Linked DNA regions of Homo sapiens: region 1 is linked to region 2. A link is an interaction called in ENCODE POLR2A ChIA-PET data of the cell type or tissue named here. Cell type or tissue: endothelial cell of umbilical vein. All regions are shown on one strand. Links, peaks and the distances in the headings refer to the core of each region. The heading gives the core; the rest is flanking DNA.

Region 1 (9,326 bases), core at 712-8,711, 51 kb before region 2:
TGACCTTGGTTTTCAAATTAAAAAGTAGGCAACATGATCTGATAGATATGAGTATGCTTATGGAGGAAATAACATATTTGAAAGAAGTGTCTAGAAATACATAAGATGTTTGGTTACTCTCTATGTAAGTGTATGTACAGGACAGAAAATCACAATAGGGCATAGAGAGGAGAGGAATGATAGAGGACTCAACAAGCCACTCTAAAACAAAAACAAAATGAAACAAAAGCCCACTTTGCTTCACCCTGAAATGGCTCTGCCTTCTGGTAACGCCAGATTCAACTTTCTCTCAGGAGGAAAGCAGGAACAGCATATTAATGAGGTTTCAACTTTACATTCTTATGATCAGTGAGAACAGCCTAATATTCTCTTGATCACACTGAGTCACCTTCCTGTGCTATTTGTTTGTTTTAAATGCAGCAAAAGCTGCTTTGTCTGCAGTTCTGGAGGTCACTGGCTCCTGGGGAGAGAGGACAGGAAAACTGAAGGAGACTTTTTGCTATGTACTGCTTGGAAGGGTGCCTTTTCAGATGTGAAGGGCAGTTTGGCTTCCTAAACCTAATTATATGGAGTTGTTTCTAGGAGAATGCAGCTGCCCTACTCTACTGGCCACCTGAAAGAGTTAATGTTTCCCCCAAGTCTAGACTCAAGACAACAGAGTGCTGATGTGTACTTGGATGCCATGGCCATATTTATGATTTGCCAGATGATCCATTTGGCTTTGTAAGTTTAATGTTTTCAGGTTGATAGGTGATAATTTTGGTTGGATTTATGCATCCAATAATCAACTGGGAAATAATTCTGATTCAATAAGATACATTATACAGCAGCTCTATATCAGTAAGTAACATCTCTGGATTGCTGTATACTACTAGGAAATTGAAATTTTTTCAAGAAAACTACATCAGATTTTTGGGATGGTACCATATATTTATTTCAGACTAAAAAACTATTGCCGATAATATAAGCTGGCTAACTCAATTTAGTTTGTAGAAATGTAGTTATTTTGAGGTCTAATTAATGGATATCTTTGCTAAAATCTGAAGTGAAATGAAGATGTTCACAGACTTTGATTGAATAAAGGATAAACCAATAAAAGCAAAAGTACTATTCAATATTTCACTAGTATTCTGGCTGGTTGTAGTTTACATAATTTGAAGAAAGCAAGCAGCCACAGTTGCAGCTACAGCCAGTTAACTGTAGCTGTTAACTTTGTAATCATTGGTGTGGGAAGAAATGATTTTAGCCACAATAGGTCCTTTACCACCCCACTTTGGTAGACACTACAGTGAAATCTTGACCAGAACCCACAGCCTCTTGATTCTCTGCAAAAAACCTTATTGAATTCAGAACTGCCTCTTCCCTGAATAGAAACCATCACTGCTGGGTTGCCACAACAGTGCCAGTGACATTTTCAGAGAAATATACAAGCAGATTCAAGTTTTCAAAGATCTATATATCCTTTTCTGCTTCGATATCTTTAAACTTGCACAATAGCAAATCCATGCAGGAGGATGCACTTTAGAATTCATACGATATTAACAGTTATCAAGCACTTATTATATGGCAAACACTTTTTAGGAGGCTTGCATGTGTTAAGTCATTTAATCCTCAAGGTGGCCCCACTAAGTGGATGCAATTATTATCATTATCCCCATTTTACAGATGAGAGGATAACTAACTGGTCTAGATCTCATAAACAGAGGCAGAGCTGGGCTTCAACCCTGCATTTTGTGGCTGGGTAGGCACTTCTAAGTGCAGCACTACACTTGACTGCATGTTTTGCCCTCAAAACTATTACCGTTGATAAAGATGAACACGTTCTGAATTTTCATGTGTGCTTGAATTTCATAGCAAGTATCTATTAACAGGCTCTCCAGGGAAAGCAGATATGTTAGGAGCCTTGGAACTGGCCAAGAAACAGAGCATGTTTCTCTGAATGTCTCCCACCACTATTCTCTTGTCTTACTGATGTTTTATTAGCAGTTTTCTGTTTACATTCTTTTGTCAAACAGTATCTTCCCTCTCATAGTAAACTGCACAGATCTCAAGTGTACGGTTTGATGAATTTTGACAAATATATGACCCTGTAAATCAATATTCCAATTAAGTTATAGAACATTGCCATCACCCTAGAAAATTCTTACCCTGGAAAGTTCTCTTCAAGGTCTATAGCCCCTCCTCTTCAGGAAATCACTGCTCTGATTTCTACCTTCATATGTTAATTTCCCCTGTTACTGAACACACAGTATGTCATTCTGGGGAGTCTAGCGTCTTTCACTTAACAGAGTGTTTTTGAGATTCATTCATGTTGTTGCATCTATCAGTAGTTCCTTCTTTTTATTGCTATGTGGTATTCCATTGCATGAAAATGCCACAATTTCTTTATCTATCCTTTTGTTGATGGTTAATTTTGTTATTTTTAAATTAATAAGTGAAGCAGTAATGAACATTCTTGTTTAAATCTTTTCATGGATAAATGTTTTCATTTCTTGTAGGTAAATATCTAAGTGTGGAATTGCTGGATTATGAGGTAGGTATATTGTGAACATTGTAAAACATTCAAGTAGTTTTCCAAAGTGATTGCATCAATTCACAATCCCATTAGCCATGTATGAAAGATCCAGTTGCTCCATGTTATCTCCCACACTTGGTATTGTTAATACTTTTATTTTTCAGTTATTCTAATGGGTGTGTGGGTATTCTCATTGTAGTTTTGATTTGCATTTCCTTGTTGATTAATAATCTTGACAATCTTTTCATGAGTTTATTAACCATTTGTATATCCCTTATTGTGAAGTATTTATTTAAGTATTTTGCCCATTTTAAAACTTTGGTTGTTTTACTTTAAAATTATTGATTTGTAGGAGTAACTTATCTATCAGGGACACATGTTTTTTGTCAATGCTTCTCAGAATGGGTTTCTTAGGAAGCAGATGGAGAGGCAAATGTATGAGAAGTATTAGGGAGTGCTCTTGGGATCAACATCCGTAGGAAAAAGGAAGATTGTTAAAGGGAGAAACTGGCCACCTGTGTAGTCACAACATAGGAAATTCTGAACCTGGTGGGCCTTCAGAATTTTCCTAAGTTGCAGTGCAGGACCAAACATTTACACTCCTGAGTCAGTAAGATATTAGATGTGGACTACCCCCAAAAGGAGGTGTGACATCTTCAGCCTAGGCAATTCTTGAAGAGAGTTGTCAACTGAGAGCTGTCAGCCAACAATTTTCTAAGCAGCTCATTACATAATCCTCTAGTCTCAGAGAGGGGTCTCGGTGATGCAACATGCACTCATGATGGTTAGATACATGTATTGCAAATATTTCTCCAAGTTTATTATTCAGATTTCATTTTCTTTATAGTGTCTTTTGATAAGCAGAATTTAAAAATTGTATCCAGTTTATTAGTTTATCAATTTTTTTCCTTTAGAATTAGGTCTTCTCACATTTTAAGACAACTTTGCCTATCACAAGGTCACAAAGATATTTTCCTGTGTCTTCTTTTAGGGACTTTATAGTATAGCTTTTAAGTTTAAGTGTGCAATCCATCTTGAGTTAATTTTTGGGAATGTAAGGTATTCATCATGGTCCTTCTTTTTCCCATATGGATATCCAAATGTTCCAGCACCATTTGTTATTGATCTATTAGTCTATTCTGATACCAGTATTACATTCTCTTAATCACTGTGGCTTTATTGACAATATTGCAATTAGGTAGTGTATGCCTGCCAGATTTGGTTACCCTTTTCAAGATTGTTTAGTACCTTTGATGCTTGAACAACATGGATTTAAACTGCACAGGTACACCTAAACATGAATTTGTTTTCAATAAATACATTGAAAATTTTTTTGGAGATTTGTGACAATTTGAAAAAACTTACAAAAGAACCACGTAGCCTAGAAATACCCCCCAAATTAAGAAAAAGTTAGATATGTCATGAAGGCATAAAACATACATAGATACTAACCTATTTTATCCTTTACTACCATAAAATACACATAGATCTTTTCTAGAAAGTTAGAATTTATCAAAACTTATGCATATAAGCATTTACAGATCATAGATGGTGCCACTCACAGTCCAGAGAAATGTACACAAATGTAAAGATGCAGTATTGAATCACAACTACATAAAATTCACTGTTGTACATATTGTACTACTGTCATAATTTCATAGCTACCTCCTGTTGCTATTTCCATGAGCTCAAATGTTGCAAGTATCTGCTTAAAATGCCATGTGATGCTAATCATCTCCACATGAGCAGTTTGTCTCTTCAGTATATTGCAAATTGCAGTGGAAAGTGATTTCTCTCAGTTCTTGCATATTTTTCAATGAGTTAAGTGCAACAGCATAGACCTTGAGTAACACCATGGGACCCATACAAAGTGCCACTAGTGATGCTGGAAGCACTCCCAAGAAGCAGAGAAAAATTATCACACTACAATAGAAAGTCGAATTGCTTGATATGTACCATAGATTGAGGTCTGCAGCTATGGTCACCCACTATTTCAGACAGACAATCAATCCTGTAAACAGACAATGCAAACTTACAGTATCAATAAATACCATGTGTACTGTAAATGTATTACCTCTTCCTTATGATTTTCTTAATAGCATTTTTTCTCTAGCTTACTTTATTGTAAGAATACAGTTTCTTATAGTACATATAACAAACAAAATAAGTGTTAATTGACTATTATCAGTAAGGCTTCCAGTTAGTAGTTAAATTTTTTGAGAGTCAAAAGTTATATGCAAATTTTTAAGTGCATGGGGGTTGGTGCCCCTAACCCTCATGTTGCACAAGGGTCAAGTGTTCTAAGTTGTTTAGTATTCATCGTACATTTTAGTATCAGCATGTCAATTTCTACAAAAGGATATGCCAGTATTTTGTTGGAATTGTATTGAATTTACAGATCATTTGAGGAAAATGGCAGGCAGAATAATTTTTCCCTTCCCCTCACCCCCTGCCAAAGACGTTCATATTCTAATCCTTGGAACTTGTAAATAAGTTAGGCTATGTGGCAAAGGGAAATTAAGGTTGCAGATGTAGTTAAGTTTGCCACCCAATTAACCTTAAAATAGGGAGGCTATCCCGGCTTATCTGGATGGGGCCAGTGTGATCACAGCAGTCCTTAGCTATGGAAAAGGGGTGCAGAAAAAGAAGTCAGAATGATGCAATACAAAAAAAACTTGACATGCTGTTGTTGACGTTTCAAAACAGAGGAAGAGGCCATGAGCCAAGGAGAGTGGGTGGCCTCTAGAAGATGGAAAAGACAAGGAAATGGATTCTTCCCCAGAGCCTCCAGAAGGAATAGAGTCTTGACACCTTTATGTTAGCCCAGTGAGACCCACATCTGACTCCCTGATCTACCGAGCTGTAAAATAAGGAGTTTGTATTATTTCAACTGACTAAACTTTTGGTAAATTATTAAACAACCATAAGAAACTACTACAAGGGATAATTGATATCTTCACAATATTGAATCTTTCAATCTGTGAAAATGGTATGGCTCTCCATTTATTTAGATTTTCTTTCTCTCACCAATGTTTTATAGTCGTCAGTCTAGCAAACGTGTATCTGTCATTAAATTTATTCCTAGGTATTTTATGTTTCTTGATTGCTACTATCCATCATTTAAAAAATGTTATCTTCCAGTTGTTTGTTGCTGACTTCGCTTGTGAGACCTAGAAGAGTTTTGTAGATTCTTTTGCATTTTCTAGGTATATAATCATATCATTTGTGAATAAAGAGTTTTACTTATTCGTTCCCAATATTTATGCATTTTATTTTATTCTCTTGCCATGTTGTAGTATTGGCTGGGACTTCCAGTGCAATGCTGAATGCAAGTGATAAGAACAAACTGTTTTTTGTTATTTCTGAACTTAGAAGGATAGTATCCAAAATTTCACTATTAAGTCTTTTGTAGCCATAGAGTTTTCATGTCAGATTATTAAAGTTTCCTTCTATTTATATTTCCGGAGAGATTTTACTACAAAGGAGTTGAATTTTGTTAAATTATTGTTCTATATCTATGAAGAAGGTTACATGGTGATTCTCCTTTATTCTGTTAATGTGATGAACTTTTTTTTTTTTTTTGAGACAGAGTCTTGGTCTGTCGCCCAGGCTGGAGTGCAGTAGTGAGATCACGGCTCACTGCAGCCTTGAACTCCTGGGCTCAAGTGTTCCTCCTGCCTCAGCATCCCGAGTAGCTGAGACTACAGGTGTGTGCCACCATGCTCAGCTAATTTTAAATTATTTGTAGAGATAGGATCTCCCTATGTTGCCCAAGCTGATCTCAAACTCCTGGGCTCAAGCAACCCTCCTGCCTTGGCCTCCAAAAGTGCTGGGAGTACAGGCATGAACCACCACACCTCACGACGAGTTACACTTTTACATTAAATTGACCTTGAATCCCTGGGATAAACCCCACTTGGTTGTGCTGTATTACCCTATGTGCACATTGCTAGAGTTATAGTGTTAATATTTTGTTAAAACTTACTTCTCTGTTACTTCTTTTCTTGTAATGTACTTGCCAGTTTTGGTTTTAGGGTTATTCTGGCTTCACAACAAAGTTGGGAAGTATTGTTTTCTCATCTATTTTCTGAAAGGACTTATGTAAGATTGGCATTATTTCCCCTTTAAAGATATAATTTACCAGTTAAGCCATCTGGGCCTTGAGTTTTCTTTATGGGAAGGACCTGAATCCTGCTAAAAACTGCATGAGTTTGGAAGTAAATTCTTCTCCAGTCAAGTCTTTAGCTGAGACAGCAGCCATGGCTAACACCTTAATTGCTGCTTTGTGACACCCTGGAGCAGAGGCCAGCTATGTCATGCCCACACTGCTGACCCACAGAAACTGTGAGATAATAACTATATATTGTTTTAAATAGCTATATTTTTGGCAAAGTTATTATACAATAGTAGTTAACTAATACACTCCCTTAGCCCTACTTTTGTTTTATTCCATGCATTTTGATATGTTGTTGTGTCATTTTAATTTCATGAACATTTTCTCATTTCCCTTTGATTCTTCTTTGACTTATGGGTTATTCAGAAGTTAGTGTTAGTTTCCAAATACTGTAGATTTTTCATGTATCAATTTTTATTATTGATTTCTAACTTAATTCTATTTTGATCATAGAAAATACTCTGTATTATTTCAATCCTTTAAATGTACTGCCATGGTCTATCTTCCATGTGTACTAGAAATGAAAGTGTATTTTGTAGTTGTTGGATGAAAATATATAAATGTGATTTCCAGTTTTAGTTCTGACGTGTTAACAGCCTGAATCATCACTCTCATCCTTACAGCAAGAAGAAGCTGGAAAACTGAAAATCAATGACTCTTATTGGACACATCAGAGAACTGAGGTTATAGGGCAACCCTTCTCCCCAAAATCTGGGAGACAGGTTCATCCAGAGAAACATAGCCAAGAGCTTCTTACCTGAAGCAGAAGGTACTCAAGCCATAAAGTAGACAGAACCTTTACACAGTAAATTTGATAAATTTTGTTGGAGGCTGAGTATGGACTTGAATGAGAAACTCCTGGGAATCACAGTCTCAGGTGGCCCCTGCACTTTCACGGACTGTATTTTCAGGGACCTCAGCAGGTTCTCACAGTGAAGGGCGAAGGAAGATCCCCTGGTAGCTCTGGAAGAGAAGAGGAAGAGTGAGAAATATACCCAGAAATATCCCAATGGGAAATATACCCAGAGACCTCTCCCTAACAATGGCCTATGCTCCATGGGGAAAGAATCTTTCAGAACTTTATCCCAATTGGGGGAAGGATATTCTTCCCACTGAAGCTCCCTCCAGTCTTCCTGTCTCATGTAAGGAGGAAAGACATAGTCAACAAGGGTCAAGGCTTTAAGAAAATATATTGGGATTGGAGCAGTCAGGGATAGGAGTGGAGGCAAGAGAGGGAAAAAGGTCTTTACCACTGGAGAAAAACTTGTAAAAGACACAGGCCCAATAAAACACAGAGATTTAATTAGAAGAGTATAGAATGCTCCTTATCCGCCATGGCTTACCACCACACCAGCGGGGCTCCAGTATTATAACAGTGGATTACAGCTGAAAGAGCTGTACAACACAACTCTTTTTGAGGAGGAATACCTAGGGAAGCTGAAAGTCAAAAAGGGAGACGAAAACAAAGATGCCAGAGGAATTTGAAGCTTCTGGCATCTATAGCTACATCAAACATTAAAAAGTCTAATTTCTAGCTAGATTACCATAAACTCTAAAATTAACAAACTATTTACCTGAGTTCTTATTATCTAATACAGCATGCCCAGCTTTTCTCAACAAATTGTGGAAGAGAATGGGGAGAATTATTATGCCAAGAAAAAATGCTGCATTTAAGGGGTCTTCCATACCTCAGTCCATCCTGCCTTCCTTTACCATTGCCAATAGATCAGCTGGCCTCTTCTTACCTGATACACTTATCAAGTTTATGGCACGTCTTCTCATCTGCCTGCCTATATCTAGACATAGAACTTACCCTAGAGGATGTTGTCACTTTCTGCTGACCCATGAAAGGTTTTGATCTATTAAAAATTAGTTTGTCAAGGTTTTCTTTTGTCCACCACTTTTCTATTGTCTCATATGTAAGTATAATTTTATATTATGACTTTTCTTGTGTTACTGTAAGAATGAAGGTCTTCTGAGTCTTTTCACATCTTAACTCTTGCCCCATTTATTTATTTTTTTACTGTGCTTTCTATTTCCCCCCAAGATTCTTATCTCAGTGTTTTTTTGTCAGTTTGTTAATATCATCCCAAACTTTTAATTGTTTTTCTTATTTGATTATTTGCTCAGATGTTCTTGGCTTGAACTATTCCTCATTTTCCTTAAACCTTGTTTTAACAGGCCAAAAAGAAGGTGTATGGCTTTTACTGTGACACACATAACTTAGTCAACACTTGCCTTTACTAAGAAGGAGTCTTTTTTAAACCAATACATAATTATAGAAATAGAATAGATGGTTGATTCAAGAATCTGCTGATTTACCTTTCATGCAGTAGGCCACATGTACACTCACTCTATTCTCACTCTCACTCTCTCTCTTTCTCTAATTGTCAATCCAAGTCACAGTGGTTCAAAGGACTTTCATATAATAATTATTTTATGTCAAAATAACCACTACTTATCAGAAAATAAAAATTCTTTATCTCTTCTGCCTCCTCAGTGTTTTGGTCATACTTTTGAGTAGGATAAGTTGACTGTGGGCTGTTTAAAAATAATCTTCACCCACTGCTTCCCTAAACTGATTCAGGATTTAAACCAAAAGTGAGACAACTACATTTCTGATGTCAGATTTGCTTG
Region 2 (9,326 bases), core at 650-8,649:
CCACCCTTTGGACAAACTTCCCAGGTCAGGCTGTTTGAGAGGTGGTTGTTCTCTCTCAGTGGAGCTGATGAGTGTATGCTTTTGGTTTATCCACTAATTTTTGGTTGCATTGTTGTGGTCTGAATGGCAGGGCTGGTTTCACCCAACATATAAACACTAGATACGTGAGCTTAATGCTGGAAAATATCTCTTGAATCTGCATTCTTTTTCCCTACCAAGAAAGAGTGACAACCGGAGATCATCTAGAAACTTTATGGCTTATCCCATAAATGTGTGGGCTGAAATAAGGTTAGATACTTTTCCTAAATTATCTGGTTCAGTCAGTCAAAGTTGTTGGTACTTAACCTCCAAAATAGAGATAACTGTGGCTTAATAGACTGTCTCAGTAGGAGAAAAGTTCTACATTTTATTTTCAAAATGATTATCAATAGACTTACCTGTCATGTTTGAATTGTAAATGCAGATTAAAATAAGGCTCACTTTATGGGAGCACCACTCTCATGGAGAGAAGGAGTGGCAAGGGAACATCACTCTCTCCAACTGGACCATCCAGGTGGACACTGGGATTCATAAAGGAAACAACTCAACCCATAGAGAATGGAGAGGAGCAAGAGAGGACAACCGCCCACCTGGGAGTGGCACAGAGCCTCCACTGCACTGACACAGAGAGCTCCGTGGAGTTTGGGCAGAGCCACTTGCTCAGACCATTGCAGAGTTCTGGGAGCCTTGAATCCCCAAGCATCCTGGCACCAGTGACTGCATCTCTAGCAATGGGGGAGGCCAGGCTGCCTTGCATGCCCCCAGGACAGGGATCGAATCCCATGGGGCTGAGCAGCAGATGGTCTGCGGGCCTCATCTGTGCTGCACCTTGCTTGGTGGGGCCCACTGGCCTAGGAACCTAGTGCAGCCACCCCAGCCCCGCCTGGGCTGTCGGGCCAGGAGTAGCTCTGCACTTCCCTGGCATGGAGCTCCTGGAGGGAGCAGGCAGGCCGCCATTTTTGCTGCTTTGCAGCCCTCATTCCTGTTGCCCTTGGGCCAGGGAGGGAGCACAGTGATTAGGGACAACGTGGACCCCCAGAAGAGGGCAGCAGACTTGCAGGAAAGCGGCCAGACTATTTTCCAGGTGGGTTCCCACCCCTCGATACTCCTCACTGAGCAGGGCCTCCAGACCTGAGACTCCAGGCACTCGCAGCCTGGGCTCTCGGGTAGTGGCTACTTCCCTGGGACGGAGCTCCCGGAGGGAGCATATAGGCCAACATTTTTGTTGTTTGGCATCCCTCATCCCTCGCTCCTGTTGCCTTCGGTCTAGGGAGGGAGCACACTGATTAGGAACTAACATGTGCCCCCAGCACAGTGCAGCTGCCTTACAGAAAAGGAGTCAGAGTGTTTTCCACACAGGTCCCCGCCCCCACCACTCCTCACTGGGCAGTGCCTCTAGACCTGGGACTTCAGCACAACCACCCTGCCTCCACCTGAATACTTCAGTTGGTGGTGGCTCTGCCTTTCCTTGGGGAGAAAATCCCAGAGAGAACCCACAGCCCCTCTGCCATTGCAGCTGCAGTGGTACCACTCTTAATGCCCTTGGGCTACGGAGGGAACAAAGGGCCTGAGGGATTTACTCGCACTTCTGGCATACCACAGTCTCCATACCGAGAGGAGCCTCGTCTCTACTCCTTGTGAGCGCTTGACCTCCTGCTCTTCACTAAGCGGCGGGGCCCCAGCCCCTGCCAGCAGTGCAGCCACCCCATCCACTGGCTGAACCCTCCCAGTAGCAGTAGAACCCCTGCAAGATACTGAACAAGAAGACCATCCCCAAGACACACAGTCATCAGATTATCCAAAGTCAACACCAAGGAAAAAATGTTAAAGGCAGCTAGAGAGAAGGGATAATTCATCTACAAAGGGAACCCCGTCAAGCTAACAGCAAACCTTTCAACAGAAACCCTATAAGCTAGAAGAGATTGGGGGCCTATATTCAGCATTCTCCATTGAGGTGGAGTTCCCAGAGGCAACTGAAAGCCCCTCTGCCACTGCTGCTGCAGTGGTACTGCCCTTGCTGCCCTCAAACTGGGGAAGGAACAAAGACCCTAAATGCTTTACTCACACCTCCAGCAAGTCACAGCCTCCCTAAGGAGAAGAGGCTAGTCTGTCTTCCCCATGAGTCCCCCACATCCTCTGCCTGTCAACAGGCAGAGTCCCCCAGCTTGGGCCCACAACAGACTCCCCAGCCCCCAGGAATATCACACTGATTGGCAGCAGCTCTGCATATCTCTGGGGTGAAGAGACAAGTGAAAGGCCCTCTGCCATAGCCACTGCCAAGGTCTCTTCCCCTGATGCTTCCAAGGTTGGGAGGGAACATAAAGCCTGAGTTCACTGCAGGACAGCGGTGTGCAGCCTGGGACTGCTAAGCCAAGATCTGCAGCCAGCATTCTAGTGGGGAAAGCTCACACTTTCAGACCACTGAGAGGAAGTGTGGCTGCAATTGTGAGGAAATACAGAGAAGACACGTGGCTGGGCAAGAAACTACGTATTAGCCATTACACATAAGTGCCATTTACTAGATTACAGCTCAAACTTCAACACCAAAAATACTTTGCTAACATACTCCCCTGTGAAACTAAGGACAATAATTCAGCTGCAAATAAAGACCCCACACAAAGCCGCAGCTCTCTGAAAACATCCCAAAAAGAAGCCAACTGACTATTCTCAAATTATTCCACAGTTAAAGGAACATCGGCCCACACAGATGAGAAAGAATCAGTGCAAGAACTCTGGCAACTCAAAAAAAAACAGAGTGTCTTCTTTCCTCCAAAGGACCATACCAGTTCCCCAGCAAGCATTCTTAACCAGGATGAAATGGCTGAAATGACAAATATAATTCAGAATATGGACAGGAACAAAGATCATTGAGTTTCAGAAGAAAGTCAAAACCCCACCCAAGTAATCTAAGGCTTACAATACAACGATACAGGAGTCACAAGGCAAAATGACTATCATAAGAAGACCCAAACTGATCTGATAGAGCTGGAAAAAACACTACAAGAATTTCATAATACAATCACAAGTATTAATGACAGAATAGACCAAGCTGAGGAAAGACTCTCAGAGTTCAAAGACTGGATCTCTGAACTAACTCAATAAGACAAAAATAAAGAAAAAAATAATAAAAAAGAATGAACAAAGCCTCCGAGACATATGGGATTATGTAAAGAGACAAAATGTACAACTCATTGGCATCTCTGAAAGAGAGAGGGAGAAAGCAAGCAACTTGGAAAAGATATCTCAGGATATCATTCAAAATTCCCCCAAACTCATTAGAGAGGCTGGCATTCAAATTCAAGAATGTAAAGAACCCCTGCAAGATACTGCTCAAGAAGACCATCCCTAAGACACACAGTCATCAGATTATCCAAAGTCAAAACAAAGGAAAAAATGTTAAAGGCAGCTGGAGAGAAGGGACAGTTCATCTACAAAGGGAACCCCATCAAGCTAACAGCAAACCTTTCAGTAGAAACCCTACAAGCCAGAAGAGATTAGCGGCCTATATTCAGCATTCTTGAAGGAAAGAAATTCCAACCAAGAATCTCATATCCAGCCAAACTAAGCTTCATAAGCAAACAAGAAATAAGATCCTTTTCAGACAAGCAAATGCTAAGGGAGTTTGTTACCAGCAGACCTGCCTTACAAGAGGTCCTGTAGGGAATGCTAAATATGGAAAGGAAAGACTGTTACTGGCCACTACAAAAACATACTTAACTACATAGACCATTGACACTACAAAGCAACCACACAAACAAGTCTTCATAATAAGCAGCTAACAACATGATGATAGGATCAAATCCACACATATCAATACTAGCCTTGAATGTAAATGGGCTAAATTCTCCATTTAAAAGGCATAGAGTGTCAAGTTGGATAAAGAAGCAAGACCCAATAGTACGCTCTCTTCAAGAGACCTATCTCACATGCAATGATACTCATAGCCTCAAAATAAAGAAATGGAGAAAAATCTACCAAGCAAATGGAAAAGAGAAAAAAGTAGGGGTTACTATTCTAATTTCAGACAAAACAGACTTTAAATCAACAAAGATCAAAAAAGACAAAGAAGGGAATTAGATAATGGTAAAAGGTTCAATTAAACAGGAAGACTTAACTATCCTAAATATATATGCCCCTAACACAGGAGCACCCAGATTCATAAACCAAGTTCTTTGACATCTATGAAGGAACTTGGATAATGCTGGTATTATCCAAGGGATTTATGAAGGGACACAATAATGCTGGTAGACTTCAGCACCGTCACTGACAGTAATAGACAGATTATTGAGGCAGAAATCTAAAAAATATATTCAGGACCTAAACTTGACACTTGACCAAGTATACCTAATAGACATCTACAGAACTCTCTGCCCCAAAACAACAGAATATACATTTCCCTCATTTGCACATGGCACATACTCTAAAATCAACTACACAGTAGGACATAAAACAATCCTCAGCAAATTCAAAAAATCCCCTGTCAGACCACAACACAATAAAAATAGAAATCAATTCTAAGAAAATTGCTCAAAACCATAAAATTACATGGAAATTAAACAACCTACTCTTAAATGAACTTTGGGTAAACAATGAAATTAAGGCAGAAATCAAGAAAAGAAATTTTTTTAACTAATGAGAATAAAGTTACAACATACCAGAATCTCTGGGACATAGCTACAGCAGTGTTAAGAGGGCAGTTTATAACATTAAACACCCACATCAAAAAGTTAGAAAGATCTCAAATTAACAACCTAACAGCACACCAAAAGGAACTAGAGAAACAAGAGCACACCAACCCCAAAGCTCATAGAAGACAAGAAACCATCAAAATCAGAGCTGAACTCAAGGAAATTGAGATGCAAAAAAAAAAAAAAAAAAAAAAAAAACCAAAAACGAATCCAGGAATTGGGTTTTTGAAAAGAATTAGCATTATATACAGATAAACCACTAGCTAGGCTAATAAAGAAAAAAGAGAGAGAAGATCCAAATAAACATATTTGGAAATAACAAAGGGGATGTCACCACTGACCCCACAGCAATACAAAACCCCTCAGAGACTACTGCAAACACCTCTATGCACACAAGCTAGAAAACCCAGAAGAAATGGATAAATTCTGGGAAAATACAACCACCCAAGACTGAACCAGAAAGAAATTGAATGCCTGAACAGACCAATAATGAGTTCCAAAATTAAATCAGTAATAAAAAGCCTACCAACAAGAAAAAGCCCAGGACCCAACAGATTCAGAGCTGAATTCTACCAGATGTATAAAGAAGAGCTGGTACCACTCATACTAAAACTATTCCAAAATATTGAGGAGGAAGGACTCCTCCCTAGGGCCTTCTATGAGGCCAACATCATTCTGATGCCAAAATCTGGCAGAGACACAACAACAATAAAAAACAAAATTTCAGACCAATATCTTTTATGAACATAGATGCAAAAATTCTCAACAAAATACTAGGAAACTGAATGCAGCAGCACATCAAAAAGCTAATCCACCATGATCAGGCAGGCTTTATCCCTGAGATGCAAGGTTGGTTCAATATAGGCAAATCGATAAATGTGATTCATCACGTTAACAGAACTAAAAACAAAAAATCACATAATTATCTCAATAGATGCAGAAAAGGCTTTCAATAACATTCAACATCCCTTTATGTTAAAACCATCAAAAAACTAGACATCAAAGGAACATATCTCAAAATAATAAGAGTCATCTAATGACAGACTCACAGCCAGTATTATACTGAACAGGCAAAAGCTGGAAGCATTCCCCTTGAGAACTGGAACAAGACAAGGATTCCCACTTTTACCACTCCTATTCAGCATAGTACTGGAAGTCCTAGCCAGAGCAACAAGGCAAGAGAAAGAAATAAAAGACTTCCAAAATAGGAAGAGAGGAGGTCAAACTATCCCTGTTTATAGATGATATAATTCTATACCTAGAAAATCCTATAGCCTCTACCCAAAAGCTCATTGATCAGATAAACAACCTCAGGAAAGTCTCAAGATACAAAATCAATGTACAAAAATTGGTAGCATTCCTATACACCAACAACATCCAAACTGAGAGCCAAATCAATAATACAATCCCATTCATAATAGCCACAAAAAGAATAAAATATCTAGGAAAACAGCTAGCCAGGAAGGTGAAAGATCTTTACAATGAGAATACAAAACACTGCTTAAAGAAATCAGAGATGACACAAACACATGGAAAAATATTCTGTGCTCATGGATAGGAAGATTCAATATTGTTAAAATAGCCATACTGCCAATGCAATTTACAGATTCAATGTTATTCATATCAAACTACCAATGACATTCTTTTCAGAATTAGAAAAATCTATTTTAAAATTCATATGGCACCAAAAAAGAGCCTGAATAGCCAAGGGTATCCTTAACAAAAAGAATAAAGCTGGAGGCATCATGTTACCTGACTTCGAACTATACTAAAGGCTACAGTAACCAAAAAAACATGAAACTGGTGCAAAACCAGGCACATAGACCAATAGAGCAGACTAGAGGGCCCAGAAATAATGCCACACATCTACAACCATCTGATCTTTGACAAAGTTGACAAAAACAAGCAATGGGGAAAGGACCTCCTATTCAATAAATGGTGCTGGGGTAACTGGCTACCCATATGCAAAGGACTGACCCCTTCCTTACACTATATACGAAAATCTATTCATGATGGATTAAAGACTTAAATGTAAAACTTAAAACTATAAAGACTCTGGAAGATAACCTAGGAAATACTCTTCTGGACATAGACCCTGGCAAACATTTCATGATGAAGATGCCAAAAGCAATTTCAACAAAAATAAAAATTGACAAATGGGACCTAATTAAACTAAAGAGCTTCTGCATAGCAAAAGAAACTATCAACAAAGTAAACAGACAAGGCATAGAATGGGAGAAAATGTTTGCAAACTATGCATCTGATTCTAAGCATCTATATTCTTATAGATTCTAATATCCAGAATTTATAAATAGCTTAAACAAAGTAAGAAGCAAAAAACAAATAACCCCATTAAAAAGTAGGCAAAGGACATGAACAGATGCTTTTCAAAAGAAGACATACACATGACCAACAAGCACATGAAAAAATGTTCAACATCATGGATCATTAGAGAAAGGCAAATCAAAAGCATAATGAGATACCATCTCACAAAAATCAGAATGGCTATTATTAAAAAGTAAAAAAATAACAGATGTTGGTGAGGTTGCAGAGAAAAAGGAATGCTTATACACTGCTGGTGGGAATGTAAATTAGTTCAGCTGTTGTGGAAAGCAGTGTGGTGATTTCTCAAATAACAAAACAGAATTACCATTTGACCCAGCAATTCCATTATTGGATATATACCAAAAGGAATATAAATTGTTCTACCATAAAGACATATGCATGTATAGGTTCATCACAGCAATATTCACTGTAGCAAAGACATGGAACCAACTTAAATGCCCATCAAGAGCAGACTGGATAAAGAAAATGTGGTACACATACAGCATGGAATACTATACAGCCATAAAAAGAACAAAATCACATCCTTTTTAGCCATTATCCCTAGCAAGACAACCCAGGAACAGAAAATCAAATACCACAAATAATAAGTGGGAGCTAAAGATTGAGAACACATAAACACAAAGAAGGGAACAGACACCAGGGCCTACTTGAAGGTGGAGAGTGAGAAGAAGGAGAGGATTGAAAAACTTCCTATCAGGTATTATGCTTATTATTTGAGTGGTGAAATAATCTGTACACCAAACCCCTGTGACATGCAATTTACCTATATAATAAAACTGTACATGTAGCTCTGAACAAGAAATATACTTTCTGTTTCCATTTTCCTATCTGTAAAACAGGGGTAATAATAGCTTCCTCATAAAGTTCTGAGGATTAAATTAGCTAATACAAATAAAGTACTTAAAACAGTCCCTGGCATGTGCTAAGTACTTAATTCATGTTGGATATTATATTATTAATAATTGCAAATATAAAATAAAGAACATTCTACAACAACAGAGAAAGACAAAGACTTCTGAAGAAGGTATGTACTCTGAATCCACTAGATAATCAATTTGAAGAGTAAAGTTTTTTAAAAACCTGAGACTGGAAAACATACTAAAATTTTGCTCTTCAAAGTGTGTGGTCCATAGACCAGCAACATTGACATCAGCCAGGAGCTCATTAGCAATGCAGACTCTCAGGCCCCAGCCCAGACCTACCCAACCAGTTGTCTTGACAAGATGCCTAGGTGGTTTCTAAGTACATTAGCGTACACTACTGTTTTATGTTTTTTAGATGTAACTTTTTTAGGAGATAATTTTTTTCAACAGGTTTTTATCTTCAGGCTATGTCATTGAATGGAATATTGATATACCTAATTTTCTTTTATATTTCCTATAAAAATTCCACTTTGAAAAGCTCTATTTATCATGACTGTCTAGGGCACACTTTGTAGAAGAGCAACATAGAAATAGAGCAGAAAGAGCAGAAACACCTTAGTTTGCATCCCTACCCCTCATTTCTGTCATCAGAGTGAAGGCCAAAATGTCTTCCCACCTGTTGACCAAGAGGCAGACCTGCCTCCCCAAATGCCCAGACACACTGTCTTTGCCTTCCTTGCTTTGTACCTAAAAGGAGATGTGTTTCTGCAGCTCCAACGTCAGTTTTCTTCTCTCTTTTAAGGCCAACTCTTTCTCCAATAACATACAGGCTGCTCTTGGCTTTGGAGCCCTCCACCTGCTTATCACTCCTGCCCAGTGGATGGTCCTGTCTCATTGATGGCTCACCTCACTTCTGGATGGAACCAGGGCTTGGGAGGGGTAGTCATCTGCATGTGCTAGGGTATCCTCTGTGACAGCCTTCGTGGAGCATATGAGTGAGAGGCATCACTACCGCCACTTCTGATAGAGAAGAAATTATTGCCAACAAGGGAATCAGTTGTGGTAGGATGCACAAGCATGCACGTGCACGCGCACACACACACTACACACACATCCAGATACACACACATACACCACACACATTCATACACTGCACCACACACACACATACACATGCATATATACATACTCCTCTCCCAAGGACACACATTGGTTTTTAGAGAAAGTACAATCGAAATCAGTGTTTTTCAACCTAAGATCTAGGAATGTATTTTTTCCTTTCCAAGATAACATTTTTTGCCTTTAAAAACAAAAGAGTGTTTACATTTAGAAGCACTGGTCTTAATCCTTAGGAAGGAATAGAACCCTTTTCCTAATTGCCCTGTAATTT

The links. Peaks named below come from ENCODE experiments on the same cell type or tissue, not always from the same donor. Only the 100,000 strongest peaks of a DNase experiment are listed, where the experiment ranks them.
Region 1: POLR2A ChIA-PET joins it to region 2 with 10 read pairs; 2 of 35 experiments call an interaction of 5 or more read pairs at or near these places.

The regions. Positions count from the first base shown.
Region 1 is chr2:200,003,245-200,012,570 of GRCh38, forward strand. LOC124906112 (a long non-coding RNA gene) reads right to left here. Exons shown (of 3, transcript XR_007088012.1): 2 at 7,447-7,652. LOC124907962 (a long non-coding RNA gene) reads left to right here and starts at 2,403. Exons shown (of 2, transcript XR_007088035.1): 1 at 2,403-2,533; 2 at 7,313-9,181. RefSeq lists a silencer at 6,741-6,898. In endothelial cell of umbilical vein, for the core only: no CTCF peak of the experiment used is centred there; no DNase peak of the experiment used is centred there; H3K27me3 peaks cover 245 bases.
Region 2 is chr2:200,053,911-200,063,236 of GRCh38, forward strand. All of the region lies in intron 1 of LOC124906112 (a long non-coding RNA gene), which reads right to left. Among named protein-coding and RNA genes, the nearest start is that of MAIP1, 100 kb to the left of the region's middle. RefSeq lists an enhancer at 736-1,656. In endothelial cell of umbilical vein, for the core only: no CTCF peak of the experiment used is centred there; no DNase peak of the experiment used is centred there; H3K27me3 peaks cover 343 bases.